4 separate regions of the Homo sapiens genome follow, and all the other regions are linked to region 4. A link is a loop called in an ENCODE intact Hi-C map of the cell type or tissue named here. Cell type or tissue: dorsolateral prefrontal cortex. All regions are shown on one strand. Region 1 overlaps LINC02641 (long intergenic non-protein coding RNA 2641). Region 2 has its middle 31 kb from the start of LINC02641. Region 3 overlaps LINC02641 (long intergenic non-protein coding RNA 2641). Region 4 holds the start of LOC105378530 (a long non-coding RNA gene).

Region 1 (5,000 bases), 180 kb after region 4:
GTAAAAATACAAAGTGCATTAAGGACCCTGCTTCTTAGTTCCTCCCTGTGTCCACACCCTTTGCCACATGACTTTGCAGTTTCCCCCACTAAAGAGGCAGAGGATACCTCCCTGTCCTTGCCTTTGGGGTGACCATGTGACTTGCTGTGGCTGACAGAGTGAGTGGATATGATGTAGCCAAACATTTGTAAAGTGCTTATGCAGTTGGGCTTTCCCGTTTGGGCCTCTGCCATGACCATAAGAACATACCCAGGTTAGCCCAGTGACCCCGGGAGGATGAGAGGCACATGGAGGAGAGATGAACCAACCCTGCTGAGCCCAGCCTAGATGGTCTGATCCCTGGCAGATTCCCAGACACACAAATGAGCCCAGCCATGATCAGATCTCCAGCCAACCTGAAGGCCCAGGAGAATAAATGATTTTTCTTTTAAGCCACTGAGTTTTAGCATGGTTTGTTAAGTAGCAAAATCAACCCCTTTAGAAGGAAATTTGGCAACAAATTCCCTTGGCCATTACACTACTAGAATTTTCTAGAGGATACACCCACCTCCACAAAATGCACTTTGTTAGCTTTTGTCATTTAGTGGGATTGGTGGGATGGAGCAACAGAAATACTGTCAGTGGGCTGGTGGTATAGCACAACAGAAATAAAGGAAAACAAGGACCAGAAGGGTGGTCAGCGACCCTGGGCCTGCACAGGACATGACGTGATATAGGAACATCACAAACAGCAGCAGCTCCTTCCCTTTCCCTTTGACAAACACACTAGAAAAAAACAAACAAACAAAAAACTTGACCTACTGATAGCATTTGAATCCAAGAATTGCATTTCATTTGAGAGCTAAGGCCAAAGCCAGAACCAAGAGGGCAGTGGTGAGCTCTGATGCTGTGGATTCAAGACAACTCAAACTTGCAGGGAATACATAAACTCTTAATTTTATGTCTTAATGATATGTTAAGAATAAGATTATGATTGTTGCATTTTTGAGTAGAACATAAGGTCATTTCGTCCAGTCCCTCATTTTACAGATGAAAAAACTGAGGCCCAGAGAAGCCAAAGACACAGCAAGGGTGCAGCAGAGCCAGACTGGAATATGGGTGTGGTCACTGCCTCCTCCTGTCCCTCCAGGCTATCCCCGAAGGCTACAGAATCCTCCTGTTCATCATAAGGGGAAGATCTTTTGTGAGACAGCCCAAGACTGATACTAGATGCTCCAAGCTTCTGTCCTGTTTCATCTTTAACTGAGCACCAGGCACCAGATCTACACTTCCATGTCACCATCATCTTAAACCTGAAGTCTCTATTAAGCTCCACCCAGGAGACCAGTTGCCTCCTCTGTAGAAACACTTCATGTTCTGAAGGTGCTGGTGCCACCGGCTGACTCCAAGAGGTGTTGTCAGCAGGCAGTGCTATCTGATCTGGCCCTCTGTTCCCTCTGTTTCTTTTAGTTGTGTGTCTGTTGCATTCTTTTAACTCTCCCCTTGTTCCACCCCTACAAAGAAGCAAGATGCAGATAACGTGACAGAATAAAATAACATTTAAAAGAGAAAAAAGATTAAGAACCATTTCAGTAGGCTCTGGCCTGGCTGGTGTGTGCTGATGGAGTCAGGGAGCACACGCAGGAGGTGTCTGATAGTCGCGCGGTGAGAAGAAAGTTGGACAGGCATTGAGGAAGCATGGAGAACTGGTTTCCAGTGCTAGCACTTTGCCATCCCTGGGGACATGAGGGAAGTTACTGAACCTCTCTAAGGCTGTCCCATCTGTAGCCTGGGGACAGCAGCAGCCTCTTGGCAGCTTTCATGAGATAGCATGACGTTGCTGTGGGGACCTTTAGGGCAGGACCCATAATGATGATACTTAAATCATCCTTGTTATAGAAGAGAGGTAACAACCCTTCTTCGGTCCCAAGGTCACTCCTCTGCTCCAGAATGCAGGGAGTTTCTCCTGAAAGTCGGTCTTCATTCTTCCTCTGCAGATGGCATGGTCCCACTCATTCCCTTATTTATTCCAAATTCAACCATTTACCATTTATTTCTCCCATCCCTCAGCTTCCTTCCATTGCCACCTAGTTTAGGACATCACCAGCCACCCGGATCCATCCACACTGCTCTCAGTCCTGGCCTCCAGGGCACCCCATACCGCAGCAGAGAAGGGTGTGTTCCTAAAATGCACTGCTCTTAGGATGAAAAGCACATCCTGAATACAACCAACACGCCGCCATGATGCTGGCTGCTGCCCACACTGCCAGCCTCATCTCATTCTCCTCTCTCCTCCCCGCTCCTCAGACCAGCCACGCTGTGCCACACTCTCATTTCCCCAAACCTACCATTTCTATATTCCCTAGAACTGCCATAACAAATCTCCACAAACCTAGTGGCTTAAAACAGCAGAAATTTATTCTCTCCCCGTCTAGAGGCCAGAAGTCCAAAATTAAGGTGTGGATTTTGCCCCACTCCCTATGCAGGCTGGAGGGGAGGACATTTTCTTGCCTCTCGTGGCTTCCAGGGGTGGCTGGTAGCCCTTGGGGTTTCTGGGCTTCCAGCTGCAGCACTTCCCTCTCTGCCTCCACTGTCACAAGGCGACCTCCCTCGTGTGTCTGTGTCCTCACATGGCATTCTCCTCCCTGTGTGTCTCCCTCCACTCTTCTTATAAGGACACAAGTCATATAGGATTTAGGGCCCAACCTACTTCAATATGACCTCATCTTCACTTGATAACATCTGCAAAGACCCTATTTCCAAATGAGGTTGCATTCACGGGTACCAGGACTGAGCAGTTTTTAGGGAGATGCAACTCAACCCATACCTGCCAAACATCTTCATGATCAGACCCTTCCTGCAAGACCTTCCCTTTGCTGACACACTTTCCCTACCCACTCTCTCACCCACCTTCATTCTGTCCCTCTGCCCCACCCTGTGGATTTCAGGTCAAAAGTCACCTGCTTCAGGAAGCCTCCCCTGATATACCAGGTCAGTTCCTATTGTGCTTGCTGAATGTCTCTGAGGCCCTCATCCTCCTGTTGAATAGACCTATGGGGCTATTCAACTAACGTCTGCCTCCTCCACGAGATTACATGCTGCACAGGGACAGAAGCAGACCACTTTGTTTATCACCATGTCCCCAGCATTAAGAACCAAGCCGGTGCTCAGTACACTCAGTACAAGTGAGCTAACAAATGAACAAACTGAGATTGAGAGCACTGTGTGCTAGGCTACAAGGATACAGAGACACTGATGTGGTTTAGATCTGTGGCCCCACCCAAATCACATGTCAAATTATAATCCCCAGTGTTGGAGGCCTGGTGGGAGGTGACTGGATCATGAGGGTGGAGTTTTCGTGAATGGTTTAGCCCCATCCCCACTTGGCACGGTATAGTGAGTGAGTTCTCTTGAGATTTGGTTGTTTAAGTGTGGCGCCTCCTCCCTCTCTCTCTTCCTCCTCTTCCAGCCATGTAAAGTGCTGGCTCCCACTTCCTCTTCCACCATGAATGTAAGTTTCCTGAGGCTTCCCCAGAAGCCAAGCAGATGTTAGAATAACATTTTCTGTACAGCCTGCAGAATCGTGAGCCAATTAAACCTCTTTTCTTTATAAATTACCCAGTCTCAGGTATTTCTTTGTAGCAATGCTAGAACAAACTAGTACAGACACCACGGTAGAAGGGGTGGGGTCTCCTGTCTCTTGGCTCAATAGGAAGGAAGGCACCAGACAAGTAACTAAAAGGGAAGGTGGCACATCCTACACCCCAGGGACGAACCAGATACAACAGGATTCAGACTAATTGCTGGGAGACAATAAGGGTTTCACCTCGAAGCTGCCAATTGAGCTGAGTTTTACAGGGAAAGAACGGAGAGAAAGGCATTCCAGGCAGAGGGACCAGCCTATGCAAAGGCACTGAGGTGAGAAAAGGTTCAGAGTATGTGGAGAGCAGTAAGATCCAATCCCCAAATGGACCAGCCAGGCCAAACTTGGGAAACATTGTCTAAGAGTAGGAAATACTCCATGGATGGAGACTTTTCCCTACTACCCACCACAACTACATCCAGAGTGAAAGAAATGGAGAGGTTAAGTAGCCTTTGCTATGGCAAAAGGAAGGATCCTGCGGTTTGCATTTGATTTGAGCCACTCAGTTGCAACTGTGAAGCCATGGCCTCCATCCCTGCATATTCCATAGTAGGCAGCACCTCAGAGTTCCAAATCCTGGGACTTTTCTTTTAAAGGTCTCTGGAAAAGCACAGTAGGTGCCCTTTAGGAACTGGGAATTAAAAGATCACAACAAGAAAGTCCCTTTTCCTGCTGTCCTTGCTCCTTGCTCCTCCTGTGGCCCTGACTGAGACGGGGAGGCCCACGTCTCTGCCTGGCCCCTAAAGAACACTGTGAGTGCATGGAGCCGTCTCTCCTTCCCTTCCCAAAGTCCCCAGAAGTTCTAGCCTGGCTTCCAGAAACATGCTTCAGCAGTGGTCTGGTGTGATTCAGTTTTTGTTACTTCCTGAGCGTGACTAATCCAATTTGACCCTTCCCTGCCATGTACACAGAGTCCTTCTCACTCTTCTCTACACCACAAGAGTGGCCTATTGTGCAGCAAGAAATCCATGCTGATCAATTCAGGGCAGGCTGCATTAGGAAGGCAAATTACACGAATATGAGTTGGGGATAACTATGATTAATCCTTTGGCCAGGCAGAGCCCTGATTCCCGTCATGCCCTTGGGCAGCTCAGAGGTGACAGGGATAAGGACAGCACTTCTGATGGCCGCTGGACCCAGCCATTCATTACCGTGATGTCCCCATCACTGAGCCTACTGATGAGATTATTGATCGTGGGAAATAATTATATGAAATGCATTGCAGTAAGCATCGGCCATTGTCTTTGTATTTATTGGCAAGGGATGTTAAGCTTTTCCTCATTTTAGAAGAGCTTCACTTTTAGGAATTAATTGATGGAACCTTTTCAAACTAACAATTGTTACTTTCATGGGGGAAAAAGCAGGAGAGAGCGGAGGA
Region 2 (5,000 bases), 240 kb after region 4:
TGGCATAACTTCTCAGTACCAGGTAATGTGGGATCCCACTCTGTGATTCCTCCAAAAGTTCCAGTCTATAACTTGGCACGTTGGCACCTATTTTGGTTAATGTGGTTATGACCACTGACATGGTAGAGAAGGACCTAGTGCTGGATTTGAAGACAACCATATCTGCACCCTGAGTCTCAGTTTCCACGCTTGTAAAATGGGGACATGCCTTTTTTACAGCATGATGGCCCAAGTGACAGGGCCTGGCAGAGAGCAGGTTCTGGTCCACAGTAGTTCGGCATCAAATACATTCTTAGAACATCAAAGTTGGAAGTGCCTTCTGTAGACCATCTGGCCAAACTCTTCCTTTTCTAGCCAAGGAAACTGGCTCAGAAACCTACCCAAAGTCACCCTCAAAACGCTGGTGGAACGGGAACAGGCCCCAGACTACCTGACTCCCATTTGCTTCTATCCCATCTCACCTCCTTTGACTGACGCCCATGGATTCCAGCTGTCATCTCATTTCTAGGCTTTAGGCCTGCAGGGCTTCCTGATCCCTTCTAACCACATCTCTCCTGCAGGCCCTACAAGCCCCACACCCCTATTCAGGAGTTTAACAAATATTGATTTAGCCCCCTCGGGCTGTCATTCAGAAATATACACCGGAAAAGAACGAAAACAAAACATGAACTATTTTAACCAAGGAAGAAAACAACTCCCATCCCAACTGTGTTTGCGAGGTGTGAAGGGACACTTCATGATCCCCCTTTTCAGATGAAGACAGTGAGATCTAGAGACAGCAGCTCCCTGGCTGGAGGTGTGAAGGGACACCTCATGATCCCCATTTTCAGATGAAGATAGTGAGATCTAGGGACAGCAGCTCCCTGGCTGACTCTCTCTACCGCTGAGTCTGTCTGTGTGGGCTGCCACTGGTCACCACCACTGCAGCTGTTTCCATTACTCCCACCTCCCCCTCACTGCTGCCACCATTACTTGTGGCTAAGTTCTCCCCCACCTCATCCCAGCCCAGATCAAGGCCACCTCTTCCAGAGAGTCTTCCTTTCTACCCCAGTTGAAAGAGGCCCCCTTCTCCTCTGACTCAGAGCAGCTCTCCCTGCCCCTGTTTGGTTTTTGAGGCCCTGCACATGGTGACTCAGGGGCTGCTGCCTCCCAGGCCCTCTGATGACTGCACTGCATGACCTTTCACCTGGGGTCCAAATGCTCAGCACCCCCTCCCACCCACACCTGCTCCCTAGGGGCCAGGAAGGCGTTCTTATTCCCATCACTTGGGGTGCAGAAGGGGTGGCCCAGAAGTGATTTGATCCTTTCAGGATGTTTTTGCAGGCCACAAGGAGGATGAGCTGCTGTTAGTCTGCAGATACTCGAGATGGTTGGTTTTCTGCACAGGCTGGGGTAGAGGAGCCTATGTCCTATTGAATTCTTGCAAGCGTGCAGACCTCCTCTGCATTAATCAAACACTTATTGAGCCCCTATCATTTGCTGAGTATTGAGAATACTAACATGAAGAAGATACTTCATGCCTACAGAAGTCACCTCCAATTCTGCCCAGACTGCTTACCACTATCGTGGGGTGCACAAGGAAAAGCCCTTCTTGGCCCCAAGCACCCCAATACCTCATGGCCCCCAGCAGTGAGGGAGCTTCATCTCCCATCCATTCACATGCACTCCCAGGACAGGCCTGACAACCCCTCTGGAAGACCACACTGAGCTCTCTGTGCTGTAAGAATGTCTGGCAAGACTTTTTTGGCCCAGGAATCGGGGAAAGGTATTAAGGGGTATTGTTGCCGGGATCCTAGAGAAGAGATTCCCCTGCTTGAGGAGCCCCCAGCCCAGTCCTAACACCTCTCCAGCCTGCATCAGACCTGCTTTATTCTTCCTTGCCCTTCCAGAATTTGCAGACTGGGCTCTGGGGGTGATAAGGAGACTTCAGCCTCCCCAGGAGTGCTGCCTGTGCCCACTCCCTTGGATGGAGCCTCCCCACTGACACAGAGAAGGCAAGTACAGCTAGTTCATCTGGAGCAGATGACAGGTGGCACATTCCTCTCTGCAAGGCAGTGAGTTATTTCATTTAAACTTGAAAAGCACAGCGAGCCAGCCATATTCAAGCCCCAGTTTCATTGCTCCAGTTTCAGGCCCCAGTTCATTGCCTCCATGCCCAAACACTTCTTGGAGTTCTTGTTCCTTACGCGTCCTTGCCAGAGGGAGCTAGCTTCATCTTCTGTGTAATCTTGGATAAGCCATAACCTCTGAAGCTCAGTTTCTGCATCTGTAAAATGGGAACAAAAATCCCACACCACACATGCCCTCCAGGACTTTTAGGGAGATGTGGTGGTCTTAAGTTTAAATCTCCCTAATCTTTTAGGGAGATTAAGTGCCACTGCATGTGTATAAAAGCACTCTGAAGAATGTGATGATGGTGATGGTGATGACAACGATGATGACAACAGGGATGCTTTTGATACCACATGCAATCATGGCTCCATCCAGACAATTAGCTCCAAGGCATAGGAAGGGGACAGTCCCAGGACTAACCTCTTGGCCTAAGAAGGAACCGTGTGCTTCTGGGAGGAAGGTCCCTGGAAAGCAAAGGACATTCTTGAAATCAGAGCCATGAGGACTGGGGTTATTTCATTTAAATTGGAAAAGTTCATTTTGGACCCCAGCTGGTAAAGCAAGGCCAACAATATGGCTATGTCCCTCCCTGTGCCATAGGTTTGGGTGAGGACCCCGTGTGTGCTGAAGAGGGGGAAATTGCTTTTACTAGGTACAGAGTGAGCCTCTCAGCTTGCTCTGGAAGCTTCTTCAGAGCAGGGTTGAGGGGTACTTCATGGGGTCATGGTGTTACCAGGACCCCTTCTCCCTAAGGCCTGCCATGCTCCCTGTATGCCATCTGGGCCAATGTGGAGCCTGCCTCACCTGCTCTAAGTGGGGATTCATGCAAACTTCTACCTTTGGGGCATGTGCTCTGATGCACCTTCCAAATGTTCTCTGGCCTGGGGCACTGTCTTCTGGGCTGTTGGAGGGCCCACCTCATTCTCTGAATAGGACCCAGGAATCTGCATTTTTCAAGAGTTCTCCCTCCCCCCACCCGCCACCCTATTACATACACACACACACACACACACACACACTACAGATGTGTAAACACCATTTTGAACTATGAATTGATGCTTAATCTGTGTCTACTCTGTGCCCTGGCCATCCCAAACTTCTTCTGTTCCTCTGTTATTCCATAGTGTCTCTGACCTCCAGATGTTTCCACATGGTAGTTCTCCTCATGCCAGAAGCATTCATCGCTTCTCCCACCAGCAAGCTTTCTTGTCAATCCCTTTCAAGGTCCATTCAGGATCCTTTCCATGTGATCCCATAAGGGCCTAAGCGTTGATCACCTTCTCCTGTAATCTGTTGCCTATTGGCTTGGGGGCCTCTAGAAAGTGAGTCCCATGAGGAGGAAAAGCACCATTCTGGGCCTAAACACCCGGTACACACCATGTCTGGCTTCTAGTGAGCCACCCATGCTGACCAACTATGAGTACATGGATCTTGGTATCCACCCAACAGCCAACACAGGGCCTGGGAGTCCTCGGGCACTCTGCGCTGCTCACAGAACATTGAATGAACCCAACACTGGCTGCCAACTTGACTGAGTGGGCCTGCCTGAGAATACACACCCCTCTCTCCACCCTGGGCACTTCTAACCAAATATAAATCACGTGAAGATTTCCCTCATTTCTCTGGAACGTAGACTAGAAAGCCAAAAGTCTTCCTGTGGTTTCGTCCTGGACCTTGGTTGACTGAAGACCACTAGGCAATCGTGATATCCTGCAGGTGGATGCTGGCACTAAATGTGAAAAAGTTTCCACAGTAAATTCTGACCAAGGCTCCTTTTTTTCCATAAATCGCACAGCCAATTCTACCTTCTAGGGTCACGTATCTCTCCCAGAGACAGGCTCTGCAGTGCCACTCAAGGAAATGAGTACCATTGGTGTTCCTCTCACTGGACACTTTTGTCTAAATCCAAAAGACCAGCGGTGAGAAGGACTATTCTGGCCACCACGAGACAGCTCCCCATGGCACAGCCTCATAGCTCAGCTCTTTCTAGGTTCTGGAAAGACTGAAAACTTGGTACTTCAACCTCCAGAGCATGAGATTTTAATTTGCTGAGTGCAACTTTCAAAAAGCAGAGTAAATTCCCTTTCTCCAGTGCTTAGACCAGTCAAAAGAGAAGACCTTTTCAGTTTTGACAACCTCACCCCTTTGGCTAGCAGTCCTATTGGCAGACTTCCAGGTTCATTCATTCAGGGATCAGGCTGTTCCTCCAAGCATAAAAAAAAAAAAAATCAACTTTATTTTAATGTCCTATTAAAAAAAAGACTTGAACAACATGAACAAAAGGCCACTGGAATGGAATGGAGAAATATGTATGTGTGTGTATATGCTCATACAGATGCCTGAATGCTAAATTACCAAGACAAATTATCTTTTTCCAATCGAACTTCCAAGGCTGCATTGGCTTTTGTCAGTCTGTAGTGGGGAGAGTTTCTGGTTGCTTGGGATGTGAGGGTTTCGCTTTGGGTTGCTTGCTTACTTGCTTACTTGCTTATCTGGGGGCTTTATTTGTTTGCCTACTAGGTTTTTTCCTTTTCATTTTTTTCAGTCATCTTTGTGGGGAAAAAAAAAAAAAGACTTGTTCTATCAGCTCCCACCTGCAGGATCAGGGCAGCTTCTACATTTCATGTTGGAAGATGGGACCAAAATGCAGCACTTGAAAATCCTGAGTGATTTAGACCAAGAACGACCATTCCCATTTTTGAAAAATCTGTGATTAGCCCAGACTTTTCAATAAGACATTACCAATTGGGAACTGAAGTCGGTATGTCCAAACTTGTGAGGCACTGGACGAGGACTTTAAAATGAGAGACATTTCCACAGGTTTGCATCAGCCTTGCCTCTCACAACCACCATCTCCCAACAACTTTAAGAACAAACTTAACTTTTCT
Region 3 (5,000 bases), 56 kb after region 4:
CTTGGAAACAGAAAGGTGAATCTGCACAGTCCTTATCCTGTAAGAGATCACAATGCTATGCAAGAGATGGCAGCACCATCACGGAATTCAAGTCCAGGACAGTAAGAACCAAAATGGAGGCACAGCCTATAGGAGTCTGGTAGCTTAAAGAAAGGCAACCAATCCCATGTAGGAGTGGGACGCCACGGAAGGCTCCTGGAGGAATGATGGTGGTCCTAGGTTCTACAGGAGGAGCAGGATATGGTGAGCATACAGGGGCAAGGTGAGGCTATTGGGGCAGAGGGAGCAATAGGTACAAAGGAAGAACTGAGTTGGGGGAGCATCCAGAAACAGGCACTTCAGCTCACCGTGCTGGGAGAGCCTGGTGCCAGACAGGCAGGGGCAGGAGAAAGGGCCAGAGATGTAGGATGGGTCAGGTAATGGAGAGCAGCCAGGATCTGTGGACAAAGTAGACACACAGATGCCAAGTACAGCTTTGTCGCCACAAAGGACCTGAAACGTACAACTTTCTTAGACTGGGGAGAGAGCAAGATCCCATGGGCTATGCCTACCTGCACCACAACAGGGATTTCTATGCTGACTGTTTTCCTGTGTTTATTGTAGTCCACCACCCTGGGACTCTGGCCCTTCTAGGGGTCAGAGTGCAGGAGTAGCCACAAGGAACTGTCCATAAGCGGTCAGGGCCAGAGGTCCCCCACCATGTTGGGGGACACCCTTGAACTGATGTGTTCAGTATCATTTTTACCTTAGCAAGTTTCATCTCAGGTCAACTTTCAGGTGGGGAGAAACAAGTTGCCAGGTAGAGCACATGGATGGGGAGGGGGGCACAGCGACATGCCATGTGCCATCTTCAGGTGAGCTGCAGGTGACTGGTGCCCTGGAAACCTCTCTTTGAGAATGCATCAAGACACAAATCCCAAGGAACAAGTGGGCCTTTGTTGATGAGTCTGGCATCTGGGAGTGAGCAGGGAGCAGGCATTTCAGCTTTGGCAGGATCATGGTGGATTTAAACTTGAGGGCAGCTGGGAACAGTCAAACCCCTTTGTTTCTGTATAACACACACTTTTAAAGTTGTGTGGTCCTCCCACTTTGTCTTAATTAGAAGCAGATACCTTCACTGCTGTTTTCATAATATTGTTGCTACATGCAGAAGCGTTTCATGAACACAATACTGATTATAAACTCTGTTCCCCCCACAACCTTGCTTACGCAATTATTACTGTTATTTTCATTATCATCATTATCATTATTATTTTTCCCTAAAGAACTAAGGAGAGTCACTGCTATAAAGAGGGAAAATTCTGGCCGGGCACAGTCACTCATGCCTATAATCCCAGCACTTTGAGAGTCCAAGGCAGGTGGATCACCTGAGGTCAGGAGTTCGAGAGCAGCCTGGCCAACATGGTGAAACCCTGTCTCTACTAAAAATACAAAAATCAGCCAAGCATGGTGGCGGGCTCCTATAATCCCAGCTACTCAGAAGGCTGAGGCAGAGAGAATTGCTTGAACCCAAGAGGCAGAGGTTGCAGTGAGCTGAGATTGCACCACTGCACTCCAGGCTGGGCAACAGAACAAGACTCCGTTTTTTTTGTTTTTTTTGTTTTTTTTGTTTTTTAAGAAAAGGAAAAGTCTGGAGTTTGAGACCATCCTGGCCAACATGGTGAAACCCCGTCTCTACTAAAAATAAAAAAAATGAGCTGGGCATGGTGGCAGGTGCCTGTAAGTCTCAGCTACTTGGGAGGCTGAGGCAGGAGAATTGCTTGAACCCTGGAGGCGGAGGTTGCAGTGAGCCCAGATCACGCCACTGCACTCCAGCCTGGCAACAGAGCGAGACTCCACCTCAAAAAAATTTTTGTTTTTTCCCCTCAGGCCTCAGGCCCGCCTTGGCCTCCCAAAGTGCTGGGATTACAGGCATGAGTCACTGTGCCCAGCCAGAATTTTTCTTCTTTATAGCAGTGACTCTGTAGCGTTGGTGGGGAAACGCAGCTGCTATGGCATCAACTTGGGCTGTACTCCATCTGTGGTGCTGGCACCCCTCTGCCAAGAAAGCCTTGTTTCCCTGAATCAGGAAGGCGGGGATACCTGGGAAATAAACATTCAGCTTGGCTGCAGGTCCTAGCTCTGCCCCAATGTCCTGGATGATACCAGAGAGCAAGTCTCCGACATCTGCAGGCCTCCGTTTCTTCATCTGCACAAAGGGAAGCTAGACAACCCTTATGTCTTTCTTACAATAAGCATTTTGAGCTTCTTTGCAAAATAAAGCAAATTAAATTAGAAATAAAAGCCTGTCAAAAACCTAAAACCCTAATCCTCAGAGTTAAAAGATATAAAACTCTTAAAGGCCTATAATGCCCCTGCTGCTTTAGTCTCTGAAACCAGTGTGCAATTGGGTCAAGGATCTATAGATGGCAGCCTCTTGCTAACTAAGATCTGAGGGGAAAAAAATGTTTCCATTGATCTACACATTCTCAGCAAATGGAATAGGGCAAGAAAGGCAACTGAAACTAGGCAATTTATTATTTATCTTCAGAAGTCAAATAAATCTCCCATAGACCAACGTGGCCATTGGGAATGTTTAATCTTGAAAATAAAAAGTGAGTGTGTTTCTAAAGTAATTATCTACAAATCATATTTTCACTAGGAGAAAAATATTCCATAAGCAAACATGTAACTTGTGAAATATTATCATCTGAGCATTTAATCTCGTGGCATAAATTCTACAAAAGCAGGTGAGTCCTCTTTGAGATTCTCCTCAAACGATTCCTCTGCTCCACTTCAGTGGCCCCTTCGATGCTGCTCAGGTGTGAAACCCTGATCCAACGGAATAAGAGATGTGATTTGAACATCGATCTTAAAAGAATCCATTTTGAATCTTTACACCCATTTTGTGAGCCTCATACAACGAGTTGACATTTGCATTCAAAAGTCTACACCATTTAAGAGAGTTAGGCTTCACTGACAATCAAAGACATTCTCATTAAAACAAAGAGATACTATGTTTACATTCTCATTTGACTGAAATTTATGAATGACAGGTATTAGGTTGAGCCATTCAAAACAGTCATTTTTATAGGCAAAAAAATGGTTGGTAAAAAATCAGCAAGTTTATATGATTCAACCACTATGACAGGGTCGTTGGCATCACTGAGAACCAGGTCAATGGGTCCTGCTTTTGTAGGGTGTGGTCTGGTGATAACGGCCAGGCCAACAGGCAATTTTGATAATGGAGGGCAGGTGCTATATTAAGGGCAAAACAGGCTCCTCCAGGACTGGAGCCAGGGAGCTGACCCAGGAAGGTGGGACATGACTTCTCAGACAAGAAGGACATGTTTCCTTTGCAGGTAAAGCAGGGGCACCTCAGGCCAGGCCAAGGAGATGGCAGATGCAAGGCCTGGAGGTGTGAGTGCACAGCAGTGTGAGGTCCTGGAAGAAACCCAGGGTGTCGGGTCAGGAAGGGGAGATGAAGCACAGTGAGAGGCGGAATAGGGAATTGCAGGAGACGGATAGGTTGAGGGCCCTCTGAGCCGTGATGGAGAGAAGCTCTCCATCTGAAGCACAATGGGAGCCACTTGGGCTGACAAATAGGAAGACTGGATTGGCCATTTAGAAAACAAGAAAATCCCTCTGGCTTTAGTATAGTGAATTAAGTAAGCCAAGCAAGAAATGGGGTGGGGAACTTTGACCAGCTGAAGTGAGAGATGCTGACAGCCTACTCCAGGGGAGTGGTAATGGACACGGAGGTGAACAGAAGGCGTGGAGATGTTTTTTGAGATGGAATCTCAGGATTTAGTAGCTGATTGGATGCCAGAGAAAAGAGAGAGGGAAGTTTGTGTCATAGGTGATGCCCACACAGATGGCGCACATGGGGTAGACAAGACTTGGGGAGGAGGTGATGAGTTTGCCTTGGGGCATGGTGGGTTTGGGGTGTTTGTGGGCCATCCAAGGGGCTTTGCAGCAGCTGCTGCAGCCACAGATCTGACACTCACTGGGGAGGCCTCTGCAGGAGCCAGCACTAACTTTGGGGCTGGATGGGGCTGTTGAGGCATAATGTGTAGAGCTTGTCCCCCGACTTTTCTGTGCATAGGAACCATGGCCCCATCTCGGCCCTACTAATCAGAATCTCAGGGGTGGTTGCTGAGACCCTGCATCTTTAACCACCTCCCTAGGAGACAGAAGGAGACAATCTGTGGGGCCAATTTTGCAGAAGCTACACAAGAGAAAGACAATAATAGCAACATGTGAAAGAACCTAGAATTCAGTGTCTAAATTTAAAAAAAAAAAACCACCACTGTTGAGGGTAGTGAAAAAGATTTTCATATGCTGATGTGAGAGCACACGTTGAACTTGTGAGTAAAAAGACCTGAAATGTTAGTGAAAATCCCAGGGAAGAAAATCCTAGAAATAGTGTTGAAAGTAGCAAAGAATTAACTTCTTCACACAAAAATGCTCTGAATGATCAGAGCACAGATTTCACATTCCAACTTGTGTTCTTATGTTTAGTGAAGCTTTTGTCATAAGGAGCATTTAAGGATGAGAACCCAAGTTAGGCAGGATAAACGTACAAAATGTGCCCAGGAAAATGGAATTTACCATTGTAAGGGAGAAACAGATTTAATACATTTGTCTTATTATTCGAAGGAAACTGTAAAGCAGCTTAATAAAACATCAGAGTTCCTTACTTGGTCAAATGTGTGAATATGCATTCATTGTCTAAGCCAGAACTAAAAGGTGCAAACCAAGATTATCAATCTCTCCCCGGCCCCGAACATTCCCATTATGCTCTGTTTATGCCTCTATTAGAGCATTCAGCTCAGCCGGTCTGGGACTGAATGATTTATGCCATGTCTGCTCTCCCACCCCACAGTGCCCTGTCCTTTAGGGCAGAGATCTTGTCTTCCTCACCTCCATGGTCATTATTGGTTAACTTGAACTTTCATCATTATATAGAGCTTCCCCATCTTGATTTGCAATTCCACAGTTTCTCTATGTCAGAGCTTGAT
Region 4 (5,000 bases):
TGATGCATAAAATTAACTATTACAAAGACTGTAATAAAGAACACAGATCTCAACTTTGCTGTTTCCTAGTTGCATGACCCCCAGGGACATTACTTAACCTCCTTGAGCCTCAGTTTCTTCATCTTAAAATGGGGACAGAGTTTACTTCATAGGCATTCAACCTGCACAGTCATACTTAGATGGACCCATGCTTGCTTGAATGCTCTGCTGTTGAAATTCTTAATAAATTTTAAATAATTTGTTAATAATTCTTAACAATCTTTAACAAGGGGCTCCACATTTTTATCTTGCATTGTCCCCAACAAATAACGTACCCAGTGCTGAAAAGGATAATATCCTTAACTTCCTCTCAGGGTGCTTGTGAAGGTCAAATAAGACACCACAGGTAAAGCACTCAGCACCTTGCGTGACACAGTACCTGCATCATAAGCCCAGCTGTCATTATTGCTAACAACACGTGCAAGCCGCTACTCAGGGCCAGACCCTCAAGTCCACAGAGATGAACACGACTCCTGCCCTGGGGAATTTGTGGTTTATGGTTCAGGAGTTAATGGATTCAGGTAGAACAGCCTGAGGCAGGCCCATCCAGGTAAAGGCATCCCCCAGGAGGAAGCCTCCTGATTATTCACTCCTGTTGGAAATTGAGGAAGTTGGAAGGGTCCTAGGCAGGGAGCGGTGATGAGGGAAAGGGCCCAGAAGGTCTCAGTAGCTGGGGAAAGAGCTGCATGGAGAGAGGCATGGGAGGTGTGGAAAGGAAGCCCAGAGCTGGGTGCTGATTAGGGACTCTGACCAGCCAGACCCTCCAAGACCACGCCCCACTGGCCTGGAACCTGAGAGACTGAGTGTCTGCTCACTGGCTGTGTCCCCTGAGCAGGCTCCACAGTATCTCTAAGCCCCAGGTCGTCACCAAGTAAGTGGGAGACATGACCCAGATGAGGATGAATGCACACAGAATGATACCCCACAGAGGGTAAAGGTTATTGTACAATCAGGAGCGGGAGGAAGCGGCGTCTGGAATGCCTGAAGATGTGAGGCACCCATGTACCTTAAAGCCTCCACTTTAAATGTCAGGAAACCACAAGGCACTGTTCTCCCCTGTTCACTTAGCAGAGGGGCCCCGACCTAGCTCCCTGGGCTCCTGGCCCCACCTCACACACCCTCCTCTCCAGTCTTTTACCCCACAGGAACTCAGAAGGATTATTTTAAATGGCAAATCAGATCTTATCACTTTGTTCTGCAAAAGCCCCTGGGGCTGTCCATACTTTGAGACTGAAACGCTCACCCCATGTATGCCCCCTCCGCGTCTGTGACCTCACCTCCCACCACTGGCCACTCAGTTACAGCGCTGGGGATGGCTGGCTTTTTCTATGCGTGGAGCCTCTAGTACATGCCGTCTTGGGCCCCTTGTCCTTGCTGTTCCTCTGACTGGAGCAATTCCTGTCCTCCATGGCTTGCTCCAGCACTGCAAATGCCCCTCCTCAGACAGGCCAGCCCTCACCCCAACCCCTCCCCATCTTGAACTTAATGACCATCATCGCCTTTTCACCTGGCTTTGTCATCATTGCATGTATTATGACATGACATATCATTATAGTTCCCTTGTTTGTCTCCCCACCAAAATACAAGCTCCACACAGGTGGATACTTTTATCTTACTTACGTTGTATTGTATCCTCCACACCTAAGATTGTGCCTGCACAGGATATTTCATAAGTGATAGATTCCTGCTTTACAGATACAGAAACTGAGGCTCAATGAAATCACATCCTTTACCAATAACCCACAGCTCTGGAGCTGAGACTGGTCCCTGGGCAGTGGTGTGCTGGCAAATGTCTTAAACCCAGCTCTCCAGGGTAGCGGGAGGTCTTGGTTGCATTTGCTGATGTCCATGGTGTAAATACTTCCACCAGGGCCTACTTCAAATCACCAAGGTGACGTCACTGAATGCGAGGTTCGGAAGGATGCACCCCTGCGCTCTGGAAGGAAGCCAGTGTCAGCCAACTCAGCACCCACTGCCCGGCTACCTCGTGTTCCTTCATCTTCGTCACTCCGCACTTTGAGTGAAATAACTCCTTCTTCGCTTTCCCCTCTAAATCCCACCTACCTCACTCCGCACTTAACACATCAGGTGAAATAACTCCTTCACTTTCCCCCTTCAAATCCTATCTCACATTGAAGAAAACAGTCCGAGCCAAGTCTCTGCATGTCTCTGGGCCTCAGTTTCCCCGTCCATATGGTGGGATGACTTCTAAGCCGTGTCTCTCCGCCATCATCCTTGCCTGAAGTCTGGGAGCCCTGGTCATGCGCACTGCCCCTGTGGACCACCAGGGAGCAGCCTTTCCCCACCAAAGACACTGGCCTCTCCGAGTTCCCGTCGGTGTCCTTCTTGGACACAGCCTGGGTATTGTGGGGCCTTGCCTGGCTTATGAATCGGCGATTGTGCCCAGCCCCGAGCGGGCATCTACAGAAAGGGCCCATTGTCTGCAGTGAGGCTTTTTGTTCCAGCAGTGGCCTGGGGAAACTGGGATTGGGCTGGGGGCCTGACTGGTTCCCAGGGGCTCCTGGTGGGTGTTGGGGTGTGAACCCAGGCGGACCCCTCTCCGCTCTCCCCCGCTGTCCGCCCCGATCCCATCTACCAGGCTGCTGTGCCGGGCACCGCTCACCTGTGCCTCGGCTCTGTCCGAGATTCTCGCCCCTGCAGACCTCCTCTGCCACCCTCTGAGGCCCATAGCACGTGCTCCTTCCTCCAGGCCGGGGTTCCTGTTACTTCCTTTAGCCTCATTCAATCCAACTGCACTTTAAGAGGGTAGGTGTCGGGAGCTGGGCTTCTCCCTGAGATTTTGGCTCCAGGCATTACCGCAGCCCGGTTTTCTTTTCCCTTTCACTGCAGCGGAGGGACGCCCAGGCTTTGGGCGCCGCCTGGGTCTGCAGCAGAGGCAGTGGCCTAACCCTGAGAGGTAGCCCAAGGTCAGGCCAGGGTCTGCGTCCTCCCCTCAGCTCTGCTGTCACAGACGACTGTGAACCCGCGGAGCTCCCATCTCTGGAGCCTGGCCTGGGCCAGCGGCTCACAGTGCTGCGTGCGCAGTGCCTGGCTCAATCCCACCTGCAGCCTGGGAAGTCACAGGGTCACCCAGGGCTCCACGGCCTCCCTGACCACAAAAGGGGAATCGCTGCAGCTCCTGGCAGTGGGCGTGGTCCCCTGTGAGGCTCCGGGGCTTCCAACACCTGAAAATGTAAGCTAAGTGTGTTCTGGGAATGGTGAGGCCTCATCTTACTCTTTTTTTTTTTTTTTTTTTTAACTATCTCTTGCTTCAACCCAGGGCAAGATCTGGAACTGAACCTTCAAAGGAAAGAGGGAGGAGGGTGGGAGGGTGCCTGTCACCTCCCCGAGGGTAGACCTGGGTTTCAGTCCCTGTTCGGCTGGCCATGGGAGTCAGGGATCTCCCTGCTGCCATCTCTGAACCTCGGCTTCCTCTACTGTTAAATGGGGGTTAAAAAGATGCTCTTCTCATTCTGGGGGTGGAGGGAGAGTCAGGATTAGAGCTATTTTCAGTCTCTGACATGTGAAGCTGGGGCTGCATAAGAATCTGTAGGGTATTTTATTAGCAGAAAAATTGTTGTATATAAATGTCATCTGGCTGTACCTAATCCTGTCCTTAGTGCATCAGAAGTGACAGTTAGTACAGGCAAGGAAAGCTCTAGCTTTCCATGACTACTAATCCCACAGAAACTAAAGCAAATTATTCACTGCGGGACAAGAATTTATTGTTAAAACATTTGACCCTGGTGTTTAAAAATATAAGCAGCTTTTTTGGAGGACACTGGTGGGTTTGAAAGTGACCATTTGGGGCAACAGCATGGTGAGTCTCTCTTGGTCCTTAAACCTGAAGCCAAGCCTGCTTTTTCACCTCCTGTGACCCCTGAAATGCCCGTGCGTAAGTGGGCCCAAGATACCCCCGGCAGCCCCTGATGCCCCTGGGGAGGGAGTCGGCCTGTTGATTGCAGCTTCTAGAATTCAGTCTCTTGTATGCTGTCTCTATTATAACACCATGCCTAATGCTGAGATTGCATTTTTCGGGGGCTTTGTTTTTCTAAATTGTTTATCCCCTTGACTCAGGTGAAGAGCAGATGGCATTAGAGAAACTGAGGCAAATGGTCAGTCTGCCATGCTGGGCTGAGGGATGGTGACATGGGGCACCCCTGCCCTGGCCTGGGGCTCAGCCCTCCCAAGACATGCTGGTGCCCAGGCTCCCCCAACCCTGCTGTTCTGGGTGGAACAGTCCTGTGACTTCAGTCAAAGGAGACACACCAAGCATGGCCCCTGGCTCAGGAGGGCTCCCCCCTTGCCCCCCTTCTGGCAGGAGGTCAGGGGACTGCACGGAGGAGCCAGCAACTGCTGGGGCCCCATCTTCCCACCTGGCAGCAGCGTTACCCCCTCCCTACTTCACCTCTCAATGCCTTTATCTGTCAGAGCCCAGAGGAAAAGACCCCGCCTCCATGAGGCCCTCCATGGTCCCATCAGCATGTTTCTGAGAGACACCCTGGTGGATGTCATTGCCCCAAATCTTCTGTTCCATTTAAGATTCTTGGTGGAAACTTAAGGCAAATGTTGGGAGGATACTGGATAGTCCATGATGAAACTGGGCTTCAGAGGGCTGGGAGCTCCTGGGAGTCCACCCACCCTCCTTCTCTGGGTGGCTGCTACAGATTCAAACTCCCAGAGGAGAGTCCATTTGGCCAGTGAGGACCACAGGCCGCCTCATTGTTGAGAGTGGGGCGGTCACAGAGCTGGACAGAACAACACCAACAGGGAGGCAGGGTGCCCCAGGTGAGCCAGGAGGACACACACGCCAGGGTCAGCTAGGCACCCCTTCCCGGGCCTGGGGCTCAGCCCTCCCCGAGGCATGCTGGTGCCCAGGCTTTCGGCGAGCCTGGTGGGGCTGCAGGAATGGAGTTCCCCCTCGGACACCTGAGACGTCACCCGGTTGGGGAGTGTCAAGT

The links. Hi-C counts contacts between places; a loop is a spot of excess contacts. Peaks named below come from ENCODE experiments on the same cell type or tissue, not always from the same donor. Only the 100,000 strongest peaks of a DNase experiment are listed, where the experiment ranks them.
Region 1: a loop joins it to region 4, with 6 times the contacts of the local background. A loop is called at or near these places in 15 of 110 quality-filtered maps.
Region 2: a loop joins it to region 4, with 4 times the contacts of the local background. A loop is called at or near these places in 3 of 110 quality-filtered maps.
Region 3: it touches region 4 in a loop (2.7-fold over the local background); 3 of 110 quality-filtered maps call a loop at or near these places.

Annotation. Positions count from the first base shown.
Region 1 is chr10:123,380,978-123,385,977 of GRCh38, reverse strand. The region is part of intron 6 of LINC02641 (long intergenic non-protein coding RNA 2641); the gene reads right to left. Among named protein-coding and RNA genes, the nearest start is that of LINC02641, 36 kb to the right of the region's middle. In dorsolateral prefrontal cortex, no CTCF peak of the experiment used is centred here; no DNase peak of the experiment used is centred here.
Region 2 is chr10:123,314,815-123,319,814 of GRCh38, reverse strand. No RefSeq gene overlaps it. Among named protein-coding and RNA genes, the nearest start is that of LINC02641, 31 kb to the left of the region's middle. In dorsolateral prefrontal cortex, no CTCF peak of the experiment used is centred here; no DNase peak of the experiment used is centred here.
Region 3 is chr10:123,500,595-123,505,594 of GRCh38, reverse strand. The region is part of intron 8 of LINC02641 (long intergenic non-protein coding RNA 2641); the gene reads right to left. Among named protein-coding and RNA genes, the nearest start is that of LINC02641, 160 kb to the right of the region's middle. In dorsolateral prefrontal cortex, no CTCF peak of the experiment used is centred here; a DNase peak (open chromatin) is centred at 1,984; H3K27ac peaks cover 826 bases.
Region 4 is chr10:123,556,856-123,561,855 of GRCh38, reverse strand. It overlaps LINC02641 (long intergenic non-protein coding RNA 2641), which reads right to left. Exons shown (of 12, transcript XR_007062326.1): 11 at 1,660-5,000; 12 at 1-28. It overlaps LOC105378530 (a long non-coding RNA gene), which reads left to right and starts at 3,166. Exons shown (of 3, transcript XR_946395.3): 1 at 3,166-3,232. RefSeq lists an enhancer at 2,791-3,509. In dorsolateral prefrontal cortex, CTCF peaks have their summits at 2,126 and 2,325 (motif pointing right); DNase peaks (open chromatin) are centred at 1,915, 2,395 and 3,037; H3K4me3 peaks cover 927 bases; H3K27ac peaks cover 1,834 bases.